5 separate regions of the Mus musculus genome follow, and regions 2, 3, 4 and 5 are each linked to region 1. The links are chromatin loops, found by intact Hi-C in ENCODE. Cell type or tissue: heart. All regions are shown on one strand. Region 1 holds the start of Epb41l2 (erythrocyte membrane protein band 4.1 like 2). Region 2 overlaps Akap7 (A kinase (PRKA) anchor protein 7). Region 3 overlaps Epb41l2 (erythrocyte membrane protein band 4.1 like 2). Region 4 holds the start of Akap7 (A kinase (PRKA) anchor protein 7). Region 5 overlaps Epb41l2 (erythrocyte membrane protein band 4.1 like 2).

What was found. Peaks named below come from ENCODE experiments on the same cell type or tissue, not always from the same donor. Only the 100,000 strongest peaks of a DNase experiment are listed, where the experiment ranks them.
Region 2: a loop joins it to region 1, with 3 times the contacts of the local background. A loop is called at or near these places in 3 of 42 quality-filtered maps.
Region 3: it touches region 1 in a loop (3-fold over the local background); 10 of 42 quality-filtered maps call a loop at or near these places.
Region 4: it touches region 1 in a loop (9-fold over the local background); 20 of 42 quality-filtered maps call a loop at or near these places.
Region 5: it touches region 1 in a loop (3-fold over the local background); 8 of 42 quality-filtered maps call a loop at or near these places.

What each region holds. Positions count from the first base shown.
Region 1 is chr10:25,358,476-25,362,475 of GRCm38, reverse strand. It overlaps Epb41l2 (erythrocyte membrane protein band 4.1 like 2), which reads right to left and starts at 2,678. Exons shown (of 20, transcript NM_001199265.1): 1 at 2,495-2,678. In heart, a CTCF peak has its summit at 1,776; DNase peaks (open chromatin) are centred at 2,045 and 2,655; H3K4me3 peaks cover 3,481 bases; H3K27ac peaks cover 1,641 bases.
Region 2 is chr10:25,266,627-25,270,626 of GRCm38, reverse strand. Akap7 (A kinase (PRKA) anchor protein 7) reads left to right here. Exons shown (of 8, transcript NM_001379238.1): 5 at 3,159-3,319. Among named protein-coding and RNA genes, the nearest start is that of Gm25016, 2.5 kb to the right of the region's middle. In heart, CTCF peaks have their summits at 914 (motif pointing left) and 1,960 (motif pointing left); no DNase peak of the experiment used is centred here.
Region 3 is chr10:25,486,916-25,490,915 of GRCm38, reverse strand. Epb41l2 (erythrocyte membrane protein band 4.1 like 2) reads right to left here. Exons shown (of 20, transcript NM_001199265.1): 12 at 1,823-1,965. Among named protein-coding and RNA genes, the nearest start is that of Smlr1, 47 kb to the left of the region's middle. In heart, a CTCF peak has its summit at 2,176 (motif pointing right); a DNase peak (open chromatin) is centred at 2,235.
Region 4 is chr10:25,294,844-25,298,843 of GRCm38, reverse strand. Akap7 (A kinase (PRKA) anchor protein 7) reads left to right here and starts at 1,765. Exons shown (of 8, transcript NM_001379238.1): 1 at 1,765-1,916. Gm40617 (predicted gene, 40617) reads right to left here and starts at 235. Exons shown (of 6, transcript NR_166644.1): 1 at 27-235. In heart, a CTCF peak has its summit at 1,677; DNase peaks (open chromatin) are centred at 503, 693, 1,673 and 1,993; H3K4me3 peaks cover 2,303 bases; H3K27ac peaks cover 2,458 bases.
Region 5 is chr10:25,432,173-25,436,172 of GRCm38, reverse strand. All of the region lies in intron 1 of Epb41l2 (erythrocyte membrane protein band 4.1 like 2), which reads right to left. Among named protein-coding and RNA genes, the nearest start is that of Epb41l2, 74 kb to the right of the region's middle. In heart, no CTCF peak of the experiment used is centred here; DNase peaks (open chromatin) are centred at 1,622, 3,042 and 3,612; H3K4me3 peaks cover 1,790 bases; H3K27ac peaks cover 3,051 bases.

The sequences.
Region 1 (4,000 bases):
ACAACTAAATGCTAAGGGGAACTACACAGAACTGCTAGTTATGGAGAAAATTTACCAATAACTATTTTAGTTGAGGGCTGCCTTCTCGTCGTGACTATTTTTAGTTGAAAGTATGTGGTTGGGTAAGCCCATGTGGATATGGTTCTGATTTTTTTAATGTCTATTTTTTACATTCTGGTCACTGGCTAGGTTTTCTAAACTCGATTCTTTAGAACTGGTAATTTGAAAGAAGTAAACCCCAAGAACATTACATTAAAAAGCAGAAGATGCCAGGCTCACCAACTCAGGTCAGCTGAGTCCTCACAAACCTAAACACGGTCCCTCTCGCCCAGACTCACACGTTACATGAAATGCACACAAACAAAATGTCCTAAAGCCGTGTCTCCAGGTATAGCAAACTTCCGAGGTCCCTTATTTTTCTGTCTGCAGTTATTTTGGGGTGGGGGTGGGCATCCGTTCCTGGAAAGCTCCAAATGGGCTTCTTTCTAATTGGACCTAAGAATTCGGATTTTAAAGATCCATAATCAGTTACCGTAAAACATCCCACAGCAGCTTACATTTCTTACACAGAAACGTATCACTGAAAATCTATTGCACGGCGTTAAATAACAGCTGAGCTTTGGATTCCTTTTAACAGTCTCCCTCTCATTAGACTTCAAGAGAGCTGATGGCTCAATCCAGCCACACTTTTTTTTTTTCTTGCACACAGTGTCCTACTTCTACTAGAGGTAAATGAGTGAAGAACTGTTAGGACTAGATCCTTCTTACAGGGGATTGTTTTAAAGGAGAGGGGACCGTCCTCTCCTGTTAATGAGCAGCCTCTTGTTCTCAATAGGCAGTTTGCAAGCAAGACCACTGCTGACTTCAATGGGAATTCTGCCTCAGAAGTGGAGAACACAGAATAGGATTAAACTGGGCAAACTTCACACCACTACTTCAACTCCTCCAGCTCTCCAAAGGGTACAAAGACCTCTGAGGTTTGATGGTGGCTCTCAAACCAAATTATTGAAATGATCGCCCTAGCCCTAACAGGTGACATAGCCTTTCTCTCTCTCAAAGTTATGTCAAACTAGCAACCTGAGGGGGCTGCTGGTGCCTACCAAGATCCAGGATAACATTGCAAGGCAGCCCACCAGGGGCTGCAAGACAAACCAGATTTCTCACAGCAGGAGCCTGCAAACAAACTGAATAGCACAGGAAAACCTGTACAAGCACTGCAACTTCTAAACTTCATCTCCCACAGCCAAGAAACGGATCGAGTTTTCCTCAAATCCACGGGAATGTCTGACAGGGTAGACTAAAATGTTGCTAATGCAGCGTGATAAGGCAATGAAGAATACAGAGATAATGAACTCCCAGAAAGAAAGAAAGAAAGAAAGAAAGAAAGAAAGAAAGAAAGAAAGAAAGAAAGAAAGAAAGAGAGAGAGAGAGAGAGAGAGAGAGAGAAGAAAAGAAAAGAAAAGAAGAAAGACAGACAGGAAGGACTGAAGAAAAATGAGTGGAGAAAACTGAGACCGTTTTTGTTTTGTTTTGTAGCTAATCACAGAAACAAGAACATACTGCCCTGCACACCCCACATTTCACATGCAACAAAGTTCAAGAAACAGAGAGAATCTTGATTCCCAAAGGAGGAAATGTAAGTACAACTCCCCTAGATGCCACCGTGCCTACCACTCTCCCAGGAACCTTAAAAATCAGGGACAGCTGTTCAGGTGACAGATTTTCTGAAGGGCTTCCTCATTTTGTAAGGAAGCTCCACGGAGACCACTCCCCAAAATAAGACACCGGGGGAAGAGGGCGCTCTTCTAACTTCACCCCAAATAAATAAATAAAACTTGGCCCCGCCTGAGGCTGGCGTCTGGGGACATTTAATGACTAACGTCCACCGCAGACGTCTGGGGTTGAGGATGGGGGATCCCGAGATGCCAACCTCAACGCCACCGACTCGGTTATTTCCTCCTCGTAGCCCCTGACCTGCAGCTCACCTAAACTGCTCCCACCCCTCAGCTGCCAGCGCCGAGAAAAAGAAGCCATCGGGGGCGGATGGCCTGGTGTCCGAGCTGGAAGGCTCGCCGCAGAAAACGTGCGAGGGTGTCTGTCCTCAGCTCCAGACCGCACAGTGGGCGGCGGGGACAGAGGGTCGCCCGCGTTGGCCCGACCTGCGGCGCGCGTGGGGCTGGGTGGCTGGCGGGGCGCGCTCCCTCCCCGACTCCCGCAGAGCCCACGCGCGCCGCGGGCCCGCGTCTGGCGACCCTCGGGAGAGAGGGCGCGGCGAGCCCCCGGCACCCAGGATGGAGCCGCACGCCTCGGCAGGGCCGGGGCGCGAGAGCCCGGGGACGCCGCCGCGGTCCCCGCCCGGGAAGGAGAGAGACGGGCCCGCGGCCGCCCCCTCCCCCGCCCGGGATGGCCGTCCGGGCTTCCTGCCGGGGTCCGCTTCCCGCCTGCAGCGTGTCAGGACCCCGCCCGCCACTCCGCAGCCCGCTCGCCTCCTTACCCGGACACCGCCCCTCTCGAGCTTGCTCGCCCCGGGAACGCGTCCCGTTCCAGCCTCGGACGCCGCCGGCCCTCCGCACCCGCCGCCTCCACCCTCCTCTGGGTTTCAAATTGAAATTCCCTGACTGGGGCCGTCAGAGAACTCTCCGCGCAAGCCCCGCCCCCTCCTGGCGGAAGCCCCGCCCTCGTCCCCCGCCCGGCACGCCCCGGGCGCGGAAACCCCCGCGGGCAGGCCACGCCCCACGGCCAAAGCCACGCCCCCGGCGCCTGCTGGCGTGGGAGGGGGGCCTTCCCGAGGGGTTCGCGCGGCTCTCGGGCCCAGTGCCCCGCCGCAGGGGTGCGTTTCGCCCTCGGAGCGACCCTGGAGATAATGACAGCCAGTGCACGTGTGCGAGGCGTTCTTTCTGAGTATCTTGGCCTTAAATGCCCTCTCAACTTCGAAAAGTTCTTTCTTCGGAGTGCTTTCACTAACCAAACCTTCACTGGATGCCTTTTTCGTGGTAGACGGTAGAGCAGGTCCAGGAAACCGAATAAGGAAAGCCGGGTCCCCCCTCAGTCTGCAGTGAAAGAAGTGCTTTCACAGGATAGGCTTGAAAAGAATCCATTTATTCTTCCTGTGGGAGAGGCAGGAGAGATTGGGTAAACCCTGTGGAGGAGAGGCGCTTTGATGCTCAGCCTTACTAGTCAGGATATCTCCCGGCAGAGAATTGAGAACCTAGCTTGCAAAGTATAATGGGGATAAGGCAGTGACAAAAAATTAAAATAAAAAAATACACACACGTGATATGTATATATTATATATATGAATGATATAGATAGATAGATAGATAGTGGTAAGTTTTACACATTAGTACAATTAGACCTCAATCTCTTCTACTTATTTCATCTTTTCTGAGCATTGCATGTCAAGCTGTCAGAGTGGCAGCCCACTGCCTCCAGCATCTTCAACCCCACCCTGTGTTCTTCTAGTCATTTGCTTCCTCCCACCTCTAATAAAATCTTTAATGATTCACCTCTGCCAATTTCCTTCCTAAACATTGTAAAATTAGCAAGATCAAATTAACCATCAGTAGCAATGCCTTGCGTGTGGATACTTCCCAGGTAATGGCACACATGCAGGTGTTTTATCAGCTGGTTCCTCGCTATGAAAAGGGTACCTACATCAAAAAGAAAAGAGTTGGGGAAATAAATTACTTGCTAGAATCATCCTTGTAAATAATAAAATTATTGCTATAATAGCATTTGTTGTGTGTCAGGAACTTGAGTTGACTTAGTTGACTTCAGTCCCAGACGCTAAGAACACAAGGAGAGTTTGATAAGCTGTTTAATGAATACTGGAATCCTGATTACATACATTTCTAGCATAAAGAAGGCTTGGAATAATTGGTGTTGCTTTTCTGTTGCTATGAGGAAATGCCTGAAACAGATAACTTTGAAGAGATTTCCTCATGGCGCCATAGGCTTCTGTCCTTGGTCACCCAGTCCTTTACTTTGAATGGGTGGCAAG
Region 2 (4,000 bases), 92 kb after region 1:
TAGTTAAGGTCTTGACGCAGTCGACCCTTGTGTGACAGCCAGCAGTCTTCTGATCTTTATGACCTTCAAGGGCAGAGAGAAGCAGAGATATTTCTTGCTTTATTTCAGCTTATCAATATACCAATCATAAGAAGAAACAAATGCTTTGATGCTTCTCAAGGAAGACAAACCAAAGGTGTGCCCCGGAGTGAGAGTAGTTGGGCAGAATCTCACCCTGTGTGATGGATTGGTCCATAGCAACAGTTGTCCTACTTTATCAATTGTCAGGGTTCTCTAAGGACAGAACAGGTCGGGTATGAGCACACAAATTCCCGTTCTCTATCCATCCAAGTAGAAATAGCTGCCTATGTAGAGATTCATTCACAGAACTGGCTCACATGGTTGTGAGTGTTGGTAAGTCTGAAATCTATTGGGAAGACTGGAAGGCTGGGGAGCCAGAAGAGTTTGTGCTATGGGCTCAATCCAAAGGCAGTCTGGGAATAGAATTCCTTTGGCCCCAAGTCTTTTCTCCAAGGGTTTCAGCTGATTTCATGAAACCTGCCCACATCTGGAGGAGCAGAGCTGTCAACTTCTAAGAGATGGTGTGATGCAAGGTGTGTCTTCTGTCTGGGCGTCTAACTAGAAAATGGATGGCATTTTCTGGAGAGACAGTTTTTAATGTGAATGATTTTTTAAGTACCCCTAGTCTAACTTTGTTTTTTCATCTCATATTGTATAGTATGTTAGCTATTTGGATTAGTTCCTAGTCCATATTCATTTTAATTCTTCAAAGTTTAGGATCTTGGACTGGTGAGATGGCTCAGTGGTTAAGAGCACTGACTGCTCTTCCAAAGTTCCTGAGTTCAATTCTCAGCACCTACATGGTGGCTCACAACAATCTATAATGGGATCTGATGCCCTCTTCTGGTGTGTTTGAAAATAGCGACAGTGTACTTATATGCATTAAATATATAAATCTTAAAAAAAAAGAATAGGGTTTAGTCAATAGATTGGATGTTGAATATATCCAACAGACATTTTTAAAATCATGAACTGGTTTTGGTAGCTATTATATGAGGTCCTTTTGAGTCTTCACAGTGTAGAAGGAAGAAGTAGAAATATTTTAGGATAAAGCAGCTGTTAATTGATAAGATAGTTGTCCTAGCTTAATTTGAATATCAGCTGTCCTGAACTCAGTTTCAGAGTTCTGTTTTGTTATGCATATACTCTTTTTTTAAAAATTAAAAACCTTTACTTAAGTTAAAGAATAAACTTAAGTATATAGAAGTCTTTCACAAAGCACTCTTGAGAACCCATGTTTAGAAGGATCTAATAGCAGTGCTTCCTAAGGCACCCACTGGATCAATAGCGCCTCATTAGGTAAATGCTTTGCTTTATTCAGCCAGATAACTGAATGCCAGCACTGTGTAGGCCGCCTGTTTCCTTTACCAGGACTCTGCAGATTCATTGCTTCTGGGAGGTCTTAGTCTCTCTCTCATGGTTTGCCTTAGCTTGTGGTTTATAGTTCCATGGGACTGGATGTCTTGTGTTAATTCCTTCAGTCTACTGTATGTGTGTGAGTGCTCTGTGATCCCGTGCTTTGCCTCACAGAATTCAGCGAAGGGAAGGGCAGCGTTGGACTAGGAGTGTGTCTGTGTCCCATGGCTGCGAATGCAGTTAGGCACACCTGACTTCAGAGGTAGCCGTGGAGGCGCAGGGAGAAACGCTGGCATGTAAAAGCAGTTCTCCAGCATTACGTTATCTCTGCGGTGTGGCTGAAGTGCATGCATGGGTTCCTTCAGAGCTTGGGTGTGAAGATTTAGAAATATGAAAACACTACAGAAATCTGTATTTCGTGTATTTGACTGCCTTGATCCAGAGGCAGGTTTGTTAGACAGTTTGAAAAGCCTCTCCAAACCGCCTGCGTTCATTTCTTTTTTAAGCAATTGCTGCCCTCTAGTGAGAGTTTAATTTTTTCTCATGCTAAGCTACACCCACCAGAATTCTTTTTGAGCCGGAAGTGGAAGTGATTGACCCTAAGTTTAAGACTGTGCACAGTTTGCTCGTATCTGATTCGAAGTATAAAGAGCAATGAAGATTTGAAACACAAAGTGGCCATAAGTGAACACGGGCTAAACAGCTCTAACAAACTGTTAGCTCTGGTTGGCAGATATAGATAAACTTATACTTTATTTGAACCCAGTTTTAAGAAATCATATCACAAAGAGTGTTGTATTTTGAGAGAAAATGCCTATTTCAGTTTTAGTGGAATGCATTGCAAACAGTGAGTCCTGTTTTTCTTCTGTTTTGTTTTGAATCTAGGACTTGGGCTGGGGACATGGTTTGGTTGGTAAAGTGCTTGTCTGCTCTGTCAGACACAGCCTGGGTTTGAAACTGGGCATGGTGCGTGCCTGTCACCCTAACATCTGGGAAGTGGTAGCAGGGTGGCCACACGTTCAGAACCATCCTTCTGTACATGAGAACCTGCCTGAAACCCCACCCCTGGAAACAAAAAACAAACAGAAGGTTAGAACATTCCTCACAACCTAGCAAAGTTCTTGTGTGTGGTAGGTTGGTTTGGGATATATCATTAGTAAAAAATTAGTAAAAATGTAGTTTTAATTCTCTCTCTACCCTGGAGGGATAGATTGGATCTAGGACTGGAGACTGAATCTAGGTAGGCCCTCGCACACAGCCAGCAGGTGCTCCACAGCAGAGCTGTGCACACAGCACTTTCAGTTATTCCGGTAGTGTTTTCTTGGTTAGCAGTTTATTATTTGTTTATTTTGAGTTAAGGTCTTGTTGTAGTCTACTACTGTGGTCCAGCTTGGCCTCAAACTCAAATTTGCTGTCCTCCTGCCTCAGCCTCCAGAGTTCCATGTTTACAGGTGTGTACTACCACATCTGACTTAGAAGTTTCTTGATGAATAATGAAATACGATCTGCTTTTATGTCTTTAATAGTAATTATAACTAGGAAAAGACTTAAGTCACTTCTATAGTTGTCTAAAGATTAATATTGGTTTTTAAACATAGGTTAGATTTAAATGATATTTTGAACTTTGAAATAATTACTATAATATACAATTTATTTTCAAAAAATTGGATTTCTTTATTCCATATTTATTTTATTTTTCTATTTTGCTTTTTATGCCATGCTGAAACGTCATCTCTCACTAGCGGTACCGATGCACTTTTGGAATTGAAGCCATTCGTTGAGGAGATCCTTGAAGGGAAACACTTGGCTTTGCCCTTCCAAGGGATTGGCACTTTCCAAGGTCAGGTTGGCTTTGTGAAGCTGGCAGATGGAGACCATGTTAGCGCACTCCTGGAGATAGCAGGTAAGACGGACAGTGTTGCACTCAGGAAACCCCATGTGTGTTTTTGCCAGTGGCTGTCATGGAGATCTGGTGTCTTCTAATTTGGAGAATCAGTATAACCTCACTGCACATGAACCGCTTTGGTGTTTGTTGTGTGAGCAGTGGCTAAAAGCCTGGGAGGTCCTCTTGAGGAGACTCTTGATTCTGGAGCTTTCTAGGGAAATACTAGACTGGATTCAAGTATGAACTGTAAGTCCTTTGCTTATGAGATTTTACATATGATCAGCCCTTGGTAAGCATCGAGAGAATGAGAGACAATCACCATTGCTACTCAGAGGCCTGTGGGAACTGTCACCTCTATTACAGAGAGCCAATCAATGAAGATTAGTCACGTTTTCATTTGTACAGCCCCCTCCTTCCCTTTGGCTAGTTTTTTGCTGAGGAGAATGTCTACTTAGGAGAGTCTGAGGCCCCACATTCATTATAGGCCACTTATAACAAACACACTCAATTGCGACAAAGTGGGGGTTGGATGGGTGGGTGAGCTTTGGGTTTGACTGGGAGATAGTAGGTTAGTGTTAGGCTGCACACTGCACTCAGTGCTGTGTGGCGCTGTCTTGTGCCATCGCGAATGCTCACTCCTCTTTGGTCTGAAACACTGTCAGTGTTTGGTATATGTGTGGTTTGCTTTTCTCTTTTGAC
Region 3 (4,000 bases), 130 kb before region 1:
AATGTGGCCACTTCAGAGTCACCCTGCTCTGATGTCCCACCCATGGAAAGCAGCTCGAAGCTATCGAGTGTGGTCTGATCAGCCTCCCCAAAAGGGTCTTCCTCTGAAATGTCTGACAGCAAGTCCACTTCAAGGACTGGCAGGAGGTAAGGAGGAAAAGATGAAGTACAGCAAATGAGAGGTGACAGGGGGCACATGCAAGTGGTCTATTTAAACAACCCATGGTTGGTGATGAATCCCACAATGGTTATTTTCAAAGAAACAAGAAGGAAACAGAAGAAAAGAAGAAACATTAGTGAAAGCTTCACGCCCAAGCAAGTTTCATAAAAAACAGTCATTAAAAACTTAACTGAATAATCCACTTTTAAGGAGAGAAACTGGACTCCTTTTATCACATAAAATTTACACATATTAATGACTATGAGGTTTTAGCTAACATTACTCAAACCTAGCTGCTGACACATGTATCTAAAAATGCTAGAAAAATGCTCATAGAACTAGTCATTTGCTAAAGATAAGAAAGATTTCATTTAGAACTTAATACAATATTTGTCTAGATTTTTTTCATAATTACATATATAAACTGAAGACAAACTGAACAGAAATCCTGAACTTTCTCTTCAGTAGCTGTTTGTTCAGATACTCTGTAAGCATGACTGAAAAGATTCTGACCACTTAGCACTTGAAGGATATCATGTAGAACACAAGCTGTGTTGCTTTTTAATAAATGGTATTTAGCCAGATACTTTTCAACACGACAATCACAAATTGTTTAACAAAAGGATGCAAATGATTCGTATCCCCTGCTGTTTGATACACTGTCCTGTGGCATGTGTCTGTGGTGGCCACAGAGGCTGTCAGTGCTTGCAAGAATTCCTACAGTATCAGCAGATGCTTCAGCAGTTAATAGTTCCTTTACACGTTCATTCTGCATGTCACTACAGTTTTCAAAGCCAGAGCTAAAAAGGCACAGTGTATCAAAAGGATGATCCAGGCTGTGTGTGTGTGTGTGTGTGTGTGTGAGGGGGAGAGGGAGAGGGAGAGGAAGTGTGTGTGTGGGAGAGAGAGAGAGAGAGAGAGAGAGAGAGAGAGAGAGAGAGAGAGAGAGAGAGACTCTGTGTGTATGTGTGTGTGTGTGAGAGAGAGGGGGGGGGAGTGTGTGTGTGTTTGTGTGTGTGATCTACTTCCAATGTTACATATAAAATAATGCTTTGTGCAAGCATGGAAATGATTTGTGAGGAGCTCAAAAGTTCTTTAGTCAAGTGACTGGTAACCACTTGAAATGACTTTAGTAACAAAATAACAAAACTGACAGACTAAGGAATGCCTCAGTTCATTAGCTATAGTGTAAGCACAAACAAGGCAGAGACAGCATATAATCCTGCACTTATTCACAGCTTTGTATTATTAGTGGATTCATTTTAAAAAATTAAATTAATGTAATAAAAGACAGGGATTACCTTTAAAATTGACTAGTAATAAAATACGCAATTTCAAACCACATGGCTTTTATCATTGTTAAGTCAACTGATAATAAACTAAGAAAACAGGAAATGCCAGTACATTGCTTTCTTATTTTTGTATAATCTACTCTGTTCTTGCATTAGTATAATTTACACGGAAACAAATATTTTACTCTGAAAAATAATAAAAACAAGGTTAGAAATCACAGTGCAAAGTAGCAGCCTCCATTTGAAACATAGAAGATTGTAAGCGTAGGTTACACAACAACAAGAAATTCTGACGTCTTAACTACTAAAGGCAGCAGAGAGTCTCTGATCTGAGCATCCTACACAGCAGCACAAGTGCTAATAGGCCATACCTTTCCCTCAGCGGGCAGGGGTGTAGCTTTTGTTGGGCTTTTGCTGTCCCTCCGGCCATCCTGGATGGTAGTATAGCTGATAACTCCAGGGCCAGGCACTGAGCCCTCTCCAGGAGGGCTTTGGTCCACAACACCAATCGGGGCTAATCAGAAGAGAAGTTGAAATACATTAGACCAGTGAATGTAAAGCTTTGAAGAACAGAACCCCTTAACCAAATGTAGCTAGACCATAGTGTTTGAACTTTGGATATATCAATATGTAATATAAACTTATTTTTAAACTAATACAAAACTCTACTAATAGTCTGAGTTTTTAAAAATCCATCCAGTAAATCAGATTTTTGAGCATGTGGCTCACCAGGTACTTGGCCAGTAGGAGGAGCTCTCGGCCCAACTGCAGAATTACAATGTCACCAATACTCTCTCTCATAGTCAGGCAGAACCAACTGTGTGCTGCTGTCCTTTCTCTCACAGTAAGGTAGAACCTACTGTGTGCTGCTGTTCTCTCTCTCAGTGAAGCAGAACCTACTGTGTGCTGCTGTCCTCTCTCTCAGTGAAGCAGAACCTACTGTGTGTTGCTGTCCTCTCTCTCTCAGTGAGACAGAACCTACTGTATGTTGCTGTCCTCTCTCTCTCAGTGAGACAGAACCTACTGTGTGCTGCTGTCCTCTCTCTCACATTGTAGCAGAACCTACTGTGTGCTGCTGTCCTCTCTCTCTCTCAGTGAGGCAGAACCTACTGTACTAGTGTTTTTGTCATAGTGTTGGATCACCTCAAGAGTCAGCAAGCCAAGTGACAAGTCTCTCTACCAGAGACTCCTCCTGAACAATGAAATACCCCTCAGGTCTTTTCCTCCTTATAAAAAGTGCTTTACTTTTTACACCCCGTGGTCTGCTTTTTTCCATGCACCAAGAAAAATTCCAATAAACAAAAAACCCAGAGGGCCGGAAACTGTTAAAGGATGGTGTGTGTAAGCCATCAGTTCAACAAGGGGTCTACCCTTTCAATCTTTGTTCTACACAGTACCAAACACTCCACACCCCTCGCCTGTCCCGCCACGACCTGCCCCTTTCCTAGCCCTGCTTTTGCATCAAATGATACTTCTTCTTAGACCCATTTGCTTTAGTCAGGAACCTCAAATTCTAGAACATCACCCTTTAATACTAGCAAGTCAAACAGGGCCCTTGAATGTATTTTCAAAATCCACACAAATTGTTACAACATTAAAATGAGTTCACATCTTACATTATACCTATTTATTTCCTAAAGCTGGTTTTTGCTTGTTTTTGCTAAGGTTTTACTAATTTTCCAGTGTAGAAGCATATAATTATGCATACCTCTTTGACTTATTATACAATTTTAAGCACTTGCTGCCATCACAAATTATGACAAAATGAAAAATCTGACCAAAAGATAGTTTCAACTATACTAATACTGAAATATGAGTCAATATAAAATTAAAAATTACAAAGCCAAGTTGACAATATGTTGATGGCACACATTTAAACACTCGCCCATTCTATTGTGTGGTAACCAAGTGATCTGCTCCAACCTAAGGTGAAGACCACAGCAGACACTGTTATGTGACCACTGCATGCAGTCTGTGGGCTTCCTGACTCAATCTTCTCTCACCATTCTCCGGGACCAGTTGATTCTTCAAAACTAACACTGCGCTCTGCACGGTAGGACCAACACACTAAGGATCCCTCCAAGGCTTCCTACAGAATGGAGCCAGCAAGCCTAGCTAGCAGCAGCAGGCTCGCCTACAAGGCCTGAGTGTGCTGTCTTTTTTCTGGTCTCTCACTTCCGAGCCGCTTTGCACCTTCCACTACCTGGGATGACCTATGTTCTCCTCTCTTGTCATGGCTGTCTCTCTTTCATCCTTCTAGGCATCTGAGAAGGCTTCCTTCCCTGAGGACTCTACTTACGCAGCCCAGCACCCCGTCTATTGATAACTCAGATTCAGAAAACACATGAAGATTGCTGTTGTTCCTAACCTCAGAGGAGGCTCCCTGCTTTACGACAGCTGCTCTGGGTGATCTTTACTTTTAAGTCTTCTGATGTCACCTTCAACTCTGCCTGTGATGCAATCACTAAAGGAAGATTATTCAACTATCTATATTGTTCAAACCTTCAAACACAACACACATCAGCAACACTGATGGAACCCTGATAAAA
Region 4 (4,000 bases), 64 kb after region 1:
GGATCTGTGAGCCTCTATGAACCAACCCTGCTTAGTTGATTCTGTGGGTCATGTTCTCCTGGTGTCCTCCACCTCACTGGCAGAATCCTCCAATTCTTTCTTCCCCTTTTCCTCAGGGCTCCCCAAACTCTGAGGGGGAGAGACTGGAAGGAGACTTCCAAGTAGAGAGCTTTCAGCTCAAGTTTGGTGTGGGTCTCTGCATCAGCTCCCATCAGCTGCCAAAGGCAGCCTCTCTGATGACGATTGGGCTAGGCACTGATCTATGAGTACAGCGGAATATCATTAGGAACCATTTGCGATTTTCTTTTTCTTATCAAAGGTCTCTGGGCTGTCCAGCCTCTGGTTCCTGGTCATGCTGTAGTATCAAGCATGGGCTTCCTTTTGTGGCGTGAGCTTCAGACTAGAGCAGTCACTGGTTGGCCACTCTCCCAAGATCTTTGCCTCCTTTGCCCCAGCACATTATTTCAGACAGGGTAGATTGTAGGTGAAAGGTTTGGGGGCTGGGTTGGTGTTCTGGTTCCTCCACTGAAGTTATATCCCAAGGCTAAGGATTACACCACAGATGTGTGGTTAAAATAGAAACACAGCGCTTTGGTTTTGTTTTGTTTTTAAAAGGAGGGAAATCCAGGAGTGGGCTCTTGAGCTGAAGGAAGACACCTCGCCCCCAAGCATCAGACCACACATGAGGTGCAGAACCCACGTCTCCCAGGTCTGTAGCGTCCTTTGTGAAGCCCGAGGAGGGGGGAGTGGGGGTAGTGCTCTACTCTTTGCAAACTGGCTGTCAACCTTGCTGTGTCAGTGCACTGCTCCTACTCCCCAGTTACATAAATACACCTTTAAAACAGAGTGGGGAGTAATCCTTACAAAGAGAAATGTATAGTCTACTTCCAGCAGGAAAAGGGAGGGCAAAGAGTTGTTTCTCTGTCTACTGCGTAAAGTAATCCTTATGCTTAAACGTCTTATCTGTACCCTGTCCAGTCCAGCTAGCATCGGCTGGCCTTTGAGGATCCTCTTGCCGCAAGCTCCCTTACTTATTTTTCGTTCTTTCTCTGTGATTAGATAGCCTGCTCCTTTAAAAAGACCGTTTTCCGTGAAGATCCACAAAAAGGGGCTAAGCAGGGAATTCTTCAAAGTTCCCTACCAGCTTTAAGGGCTACAGCTGTGGAGAAGAGACACACCACCATATTTTCTTAAATTAAAATTACATTCCCCAACAAACCAGCAGTAATACCACCATTTGCCCCCAGCCCGGAAAAAAACAGTAGCATTCTTTTCTACAAGACATATTCATATTTTAACTATTAAAAAAAATAGTTTTCTCTTATTTTATTCAGATACTGAGGAGCCTTGCCTGCAAAAAATTTGTAGATGATTTCATTTAACAATTCCAACTTTTAGCTCTTAAACTGCTGTTGAAAATGCTACTTTTGGGGGGGGGGTAATGGCAAGTAAATAAAAGCATCTCATTATAGCGACGTTCAAGGTCTCGCTATTGTATTGTACATTTTGCTCAGCCCGCCTATTTTGCAATCAGATCTGTGTTTCCAAAGCTCCACGCTAAAGCAAACACACGGGTTCTCAAGGGACAGCGGGCCAAGGAATGCTCTCTGGATCCCTGGCTCGCCCCTCCGAGCGTGGGACGGGAAGGGCCGCGCCGCAGGAAATAACCGAGGGCGGCCAGAGGTCGGAGCCCGAGCCCAGCACGGCCCCGGGGACCGCCCCGATCCGGGTATCCACGCCTCGCCGGGCCGGCCCCTTCCGGCTCCTCCTGAAGCGGCGGGTGCCGGGGATGCTGCGACTCGCGGGGCGTTGCGCCTCCGCAGGCCTGGCCGCCGCGGCCCGCGCCCCCGCCGTCCCGCGCGCCCCGGGCCCGCGCCTCCGTCTCTGCGCCGCGACCATGGAGCGCCCCGCCGTGGGTGAGAGCGCTCCGCCCTGCGCGCCCCGGGGCGGCCTCTGCCGTGGGGCGTGCTCGCCCGCCCCGCTCCGCCTCCCAGGCCGCCCGCAGCCCCACGCCCCTCGCGATCGACCCTCCCCCTACACCCTGGGCATCCCGGTCCAGCCCGGTAGTCCGGGCAGTTTGGTTGCATCCGTGGGTCTCCGTGCACCACTCCACTCCTCGAACCGAAAGGGGTGTACACACAAGTTGTTGTTTCTCTTACCTCTTCCTATCTTGTGACCCATGACCCAGAGTTTTGCAGCACATCCTTTCCTACTGTGTTGGGGAGGTTAACAAAATCAAGGGGGGAAAAAAAAAACTCCGTTTTATTTACCTAATTATTTTTTAAAATGGCAAATAGAAGCCTCTGAACACTGTCTTGTCTCATTTAGGGTTTTACTCGAGGCTTGGCAAGGCACACTTTAAAACGGGCGCCAATCTGCTGGCGCCCAGGATGTACTTCAGCTTGGGTCAACTTTCGTTGTATGCTGAACCTGGGTAGGAATTAGAGGTTGGACTCGGAGGGAAAGGGACTGGGAAGTAAGGGGAAAAAGGTGTTCTACAAGAACACCTACATGTATACAAAGCGTAAGAATATTAAAATAGGCAGTCCAAGCATGCTATGTAAATACTTTATATGTATGTAAATATAAATCAGGTGAATAATGTACATGCGTTTATAAATTTCATGTGAATGCAATTACTCGTATCACGTGAGGAGATGCCCAGAGTGTCCCTGCTTGAGATGTTTTTATAAGGTTACAGGAGTGTGGGTAATAGGCAGAAGGGAATAGGGTAATAGTTGGAAAGAGAGGACTCTTCTCACCTTTTTACACCGTGTGGCTTTGCAGTTTGGGATGCTGTTAGCGCATCGTTTCCCTATAGTGACAAAGCTTATGGCACTTGTCCAGTTTACTGGGTCCTTCCATTCATGTAGTGTCGATTTGTCAATTTCTCCTTAATAATTTGGATTGCTCCCTCTTCATGAGGCGCAAATGGAAGCACACTGGGTAAGTGGCCTGGTTGGCATGAAGTTTAAACATTTCTGGAGACCTACTCTGCTGTTTTACGTAGCTAGTCGAAGTAGATAGACCGTAATGAATGACAGGCCCATTCCATAGCTGTTTACAGTGCTGGGGAACCAGAAGAGAGTCTTGCCCAATGAAGGTGTGTTTTGTTGTTCAGATAGGAAACTTACTTTGTAGGACTTGGGCAGTCTGTCTGTCTGTCTGTCTGTCTTTTTTGTTTTCTGTTTGCTTGGCTTTGGTAGTGTTTGCTGAAGTGTCCCTGTGATCTGAGGATTTGAATGCATTTACTTTCTTGGCTTGAGAAGATTCTTTACATACATTCATGGTTTTTCTTACAAAAGCAATATTCACTTTAGAAACAACCTAGTACAGTGGTTGGAAAGTATTTGGCATTCAGAAACACTTCAGCTTTTATTCTTCCTTTCCTACCCGTACGTCTTGGGAACATGCAGTTTTCTAGCTACTTTTTGACTTATGCTTGTTTTTGTAACACTGGGGATAAAGCCTAGGGCTTTGTGTATGCTAAGTCAGCATGACCTTGACTGCGTATCTGCTTGTTAGAGAGTCGCCTTTCCCCCTGTTGTTAGACTCCTCATACCGGTGGTTTTCAGTCACCAGAATGATCATGCACTGTTTAGTTGTTTCTCTGTTAGACATTTAAATTAGTTCCCCTTTTCTCTTTGCTTCAAGCAAGGTTGCGAGGAGGCCTGTTTGAGTGTATGTGAGAGGAACCCAGATTTCAGTAAGACATTTAGGCCATCTTCCGTGCTTCTCACCTGTTGACCCATTGCTTCCTGCCTCAGTTTACAGTGCTGCCATCAGTATATGGTAAAGAGTGATTCTGGAAACTGTGGGTCATGTGACATGTTCACGTGATCCGAATGTTAGCTCCTGAATCTACTTTACTTGTGGGCAGGTTCCTAAGTCGGTGCCTGGTGTAATACTAGTCTTCCCTATAACAGAGTTGTTAAGGTTTAAATGAGTTACTTAGCAAAGTGCGCGTGCCTGGCATAAAGTACCCATTACAATGTTGGCT
Region 5 (4,000 bases), 74 kb before region 1:
TCACCTGAGTGCTGACTCATTCCTTGTTCACAACCCCTCACAGGAGAACGGAATTAACATCAAATATAATTAACCCCAGGGCTATCCACAACAGCACCCCTTAGTCACATGATCACTGAGCATGGCTACTGTTACAGGTGCATTCAAATACAGATGTACTACCACATATGATACAGAAATCAATTTGTCAATAACTATACCCCAGGGAAGAACTCGATGAACATCTGTGATGAACACCTTGGATCAAAGCACTTGGGAGGTAGACACAGGCATGTCTTTGTGAGTTTGAGGCCAGCCTGCTCTACACTGAGTTCCAGGCCAGCCAGAGCTACCACTGAGACCCTATCTTAAAAAACAGAAAGTTTGGGAGCTGGAGAGATGGCTCAGCAGTTAAGAGCACTGACTGCTCTTCCAGAGGTCCTGAGTTCAATTCCCAGCAACCACATGGTGGCTCACAACCATCTATAAAGGGATCTAATGCCCTCTTCTGGTGTGTCTGAAGACAATGACAGTGTACTCATATACATACAATAAATAAAAATATTAAAAAAACAAAACAAAGCAGAAAGCGTATCACAGTCCCAAGTATGTATTTCAAACCAACAGTCTCACTATCCTACATTTCAGTTTGAAAGCATAGTATGTGAAAAAAAAATGCTCATGTGCACACATGTATCTACTTGTATACTAGAGACAAAGAATAAATGTTCTGTGCACACATGTAGCTACTCGTATATTAGGAACAAACAATAAATGGTCATGTGCACACGGGTAGCTACTTGTGTACTAGGGGCCGAACGGGAGACTCTCCAAGAGAAACAGAATGTGAGAAGTGAGAGAGAGTGAGATGCAGTACAGGAGAAAGGAGTTCTCACGGAGCCCAAGTTCCATGAGATGAAGGACTTTCGCACTGCATGAGAATAGATTCCCACTCTGAGAGAGCAGCAGAGCCATCTTGCCGTGCCACACAGCTCCAACACAGAAACAGCATGGACACAGACAACTGCCAGGCTACTCCAACTCGGAAGCATGAAACTCATTTCCTAGCGCACGGAGTTTAATCCCTCTAATGCTCAAAGTAACTGATTTTTTCAAATCTATCTGAAATATTCTACAGATCAACCTCATCCCACACAGACTGCTTAAAAACCTATGTGCTTAAAACTTCCTTTACAGAAGTCTTTTCATGGGCCTTCAAGATGCCAGCAAGCCTGCACTACGCATTTGACCCTTGGACTCATGCGGTGAAAGAAATGTCTCTAAGCTCCCACCCACCCCTTGGCACGCTGCACACACCTTCTATGCACTTAGGTAAATGCACTTAGGTAAATGCACTTGCTTGTTCCTTTCCCCTCCCAACCTCAGGACAGAGCAGAAACATGTCCAACAGAACACTACCGTGCAGGGATGCAAACAGCCGCGGCTACTCTGTGCTGAGGGAAGGAAAACACTGCACGCACCACTTGTCTCAAAGTAGAGAGCTGTTTTGAAAGGGAAGAGAAGACAGACAGGGAAGGCCAGACAATCACATATAAATGCTCCTGGTCGCTTTCAGCGGCTTCCTCTTCAGGAAAGCAGCAGCCAGCCGGTCTCATAAGCACAGAGATGTCACACTTCCTGTCCACACCTCCTCGCCGGCCACATCTGCTACCATGTGCCCATAAAGAGGGACATTTTTGTGAGATGAGTAAAACTCCATGTCCCCAGTGCAATGTCATACATCCGGTGGCTTCCCAATAATACTTTTATGTTGTTCCTAGCATCTAGGGAACATTTATTAGATGCTCATCAAGTAATACTTTATGGAAAAGAAAAATATACTAACGGGTTTTCAGAGCAGGATCAAACCCATCATCTCTCATGATTTTTTTAAAAAAGATTTATTTATTTATTAATGTAAGTACACTGTAGCTGTCTTCAGACACACCAGAAGAGGGAGTCAGATCTCATTATGGATGGTTGTGAGCCACCATGTGGTTGCTGGGATTTGAACCCAGGACCTTCAGAAGAGCAGTCAGTGCTCTAACCACTGAGCTATCTCTCCAGCCCCCATCTCTCATGATTTTAACGGATACCATAAAATGTACTTTTTATGAGCTCACTGCAGCTACCCTCTTCATAGTATGCTCATCCAACTGGAACACTTGGTATCCACTTCTCGGTATCAAGTGGTAATCAATAACCAGTTACCTATTTCTGTGTAAATAAACTTACTCCTATGGCAACAAAATAACAACTCTGTTTCTAGAGGCTCTTCCCAAATAAGCTACAGACAAATCCACCAAGGTTAACTGCATGGGATAAACACACAGGCTGCAGACGCTGCATTTTAATAGGTCATAAGACAAAAGCTTGTCAAAGTCAATCAATGCCCCAGACTATGACAAGTCCACCAAGCTGGGGCCTGCTTTCAAATCCTCTTCTGTGTAAGCCCAGGAATGCTGCAATGTAAACACACCGGCTGGGGGAGGGGGACTCCCTCATTACAGCAGGGCAATCCCTGTGGTGTTAACAGAACCACAGAGATCACCAGTCAGTCACCGCATACCACTTTCTATTGTTAGGGAGTAGCAATAGAACCAGTTGGAGTTTCTCTTCATTTTTAAAGAGTCCTAGATGAGTAAATTATATAAAGATAAAACAAAACTTACTTAATCCCATATAAATGTCAGAATCTAAGCAAATGAGTGAATTTCCTCAGTAAGGCAAAATTAGGTATTTAGAAACAAAAGACAGAGAACAACATTATGAAAACAGCATACAGTTCTTGACGACAGAAACTGTAGATGCTGAAGCTGTGGGAATTCCCATCTCTAAGAGCTAAAGAACAATTCCCTTTCGTCAGATCCTATAGGGAAATTCTATAAATTAGTACTACACTGAGATTTTCACCCTTAATGTGGGGGGAAAAACCCAACAACTATGCAGCAGGCCACGGCCTTCACAGTGCATTAAAAAAGACTTGAACCTCATGCGGTTCCTCAGGCAGGAGGTGTGAGCCAAGGGTAAGGCAGGAGGACAGGGGGATGACATAAACCAGCCTCACCGTGACTCACCGCTGCATCTGAAACAGCTACTTGTGTTAGATAACCCACACAACTCAGCATTTGCCTAGAAAAATGCAAATAACTAAACAAAACTTGGGCCACTAAAATACACATATGCATGCATGCAGTCACACACACACACACACACACACACACACACACACACACACACATTTTTAAAAGGGCTTACAGCAAATTTAGCACAACATTCTATTCCCAGAGTATGCACAACCACATCTCACCTTCTCGGCACAGTGTCTCACCTTCTCGGCACAGTGTCTCACCTTCTCGGCACAGTGTCTCACCTACTCGGCACAGTGTCTCACCTACTCGGCACAGTGTTTGTCGTACTCTACATTTTCAACCTGGACTTTAATCACACGGTCAACAACAAACTTCCTTTCCCAAGTAGAAACAAGTAAGCAAGTACCATAACCCAACCGCTCCAACAGAACTCTCCTGCTCATACACGCGAGCAAGCAGCATCCAAGCACAGCCAGCCAGCTCTCCTGCTTCCTGCCATTGGAAGCCTGGAAAGCCGATGGAAATCCAGTTCCCGAGCTTAGTGAGTGGCCCCACCCAAGTGGACCCTGCGGGATGGAGAAGGCATGCTCCCTAGAAAAGCTCAGCTTGCTTCCAAGTCACTTCATTCCTCAGCTGGAAAAGTCAAGTGGCCCAACGCACTTCCTGCTGCCTCTCCTATGCAGTTAACTCCATGAAGACTGCCGCGGTGATAAAACTGCAGTTCTGTAACTGCAATTTCCATGATTCAACCATTACTAAGAATGCCTTTCTCATTTAGTTGGGTTTTTTACATTTTATTTATTTACTTAGAGGAGAGAGGGGAAGAGGGGAGAGACAGAGAGACAGAGAGATGGAGAGACAAAAAACAACTTCTGCAAGTCAGCCCTTCTCTCACATGAATCCGGAAATCAGCTCAGGTCATCAGGCCT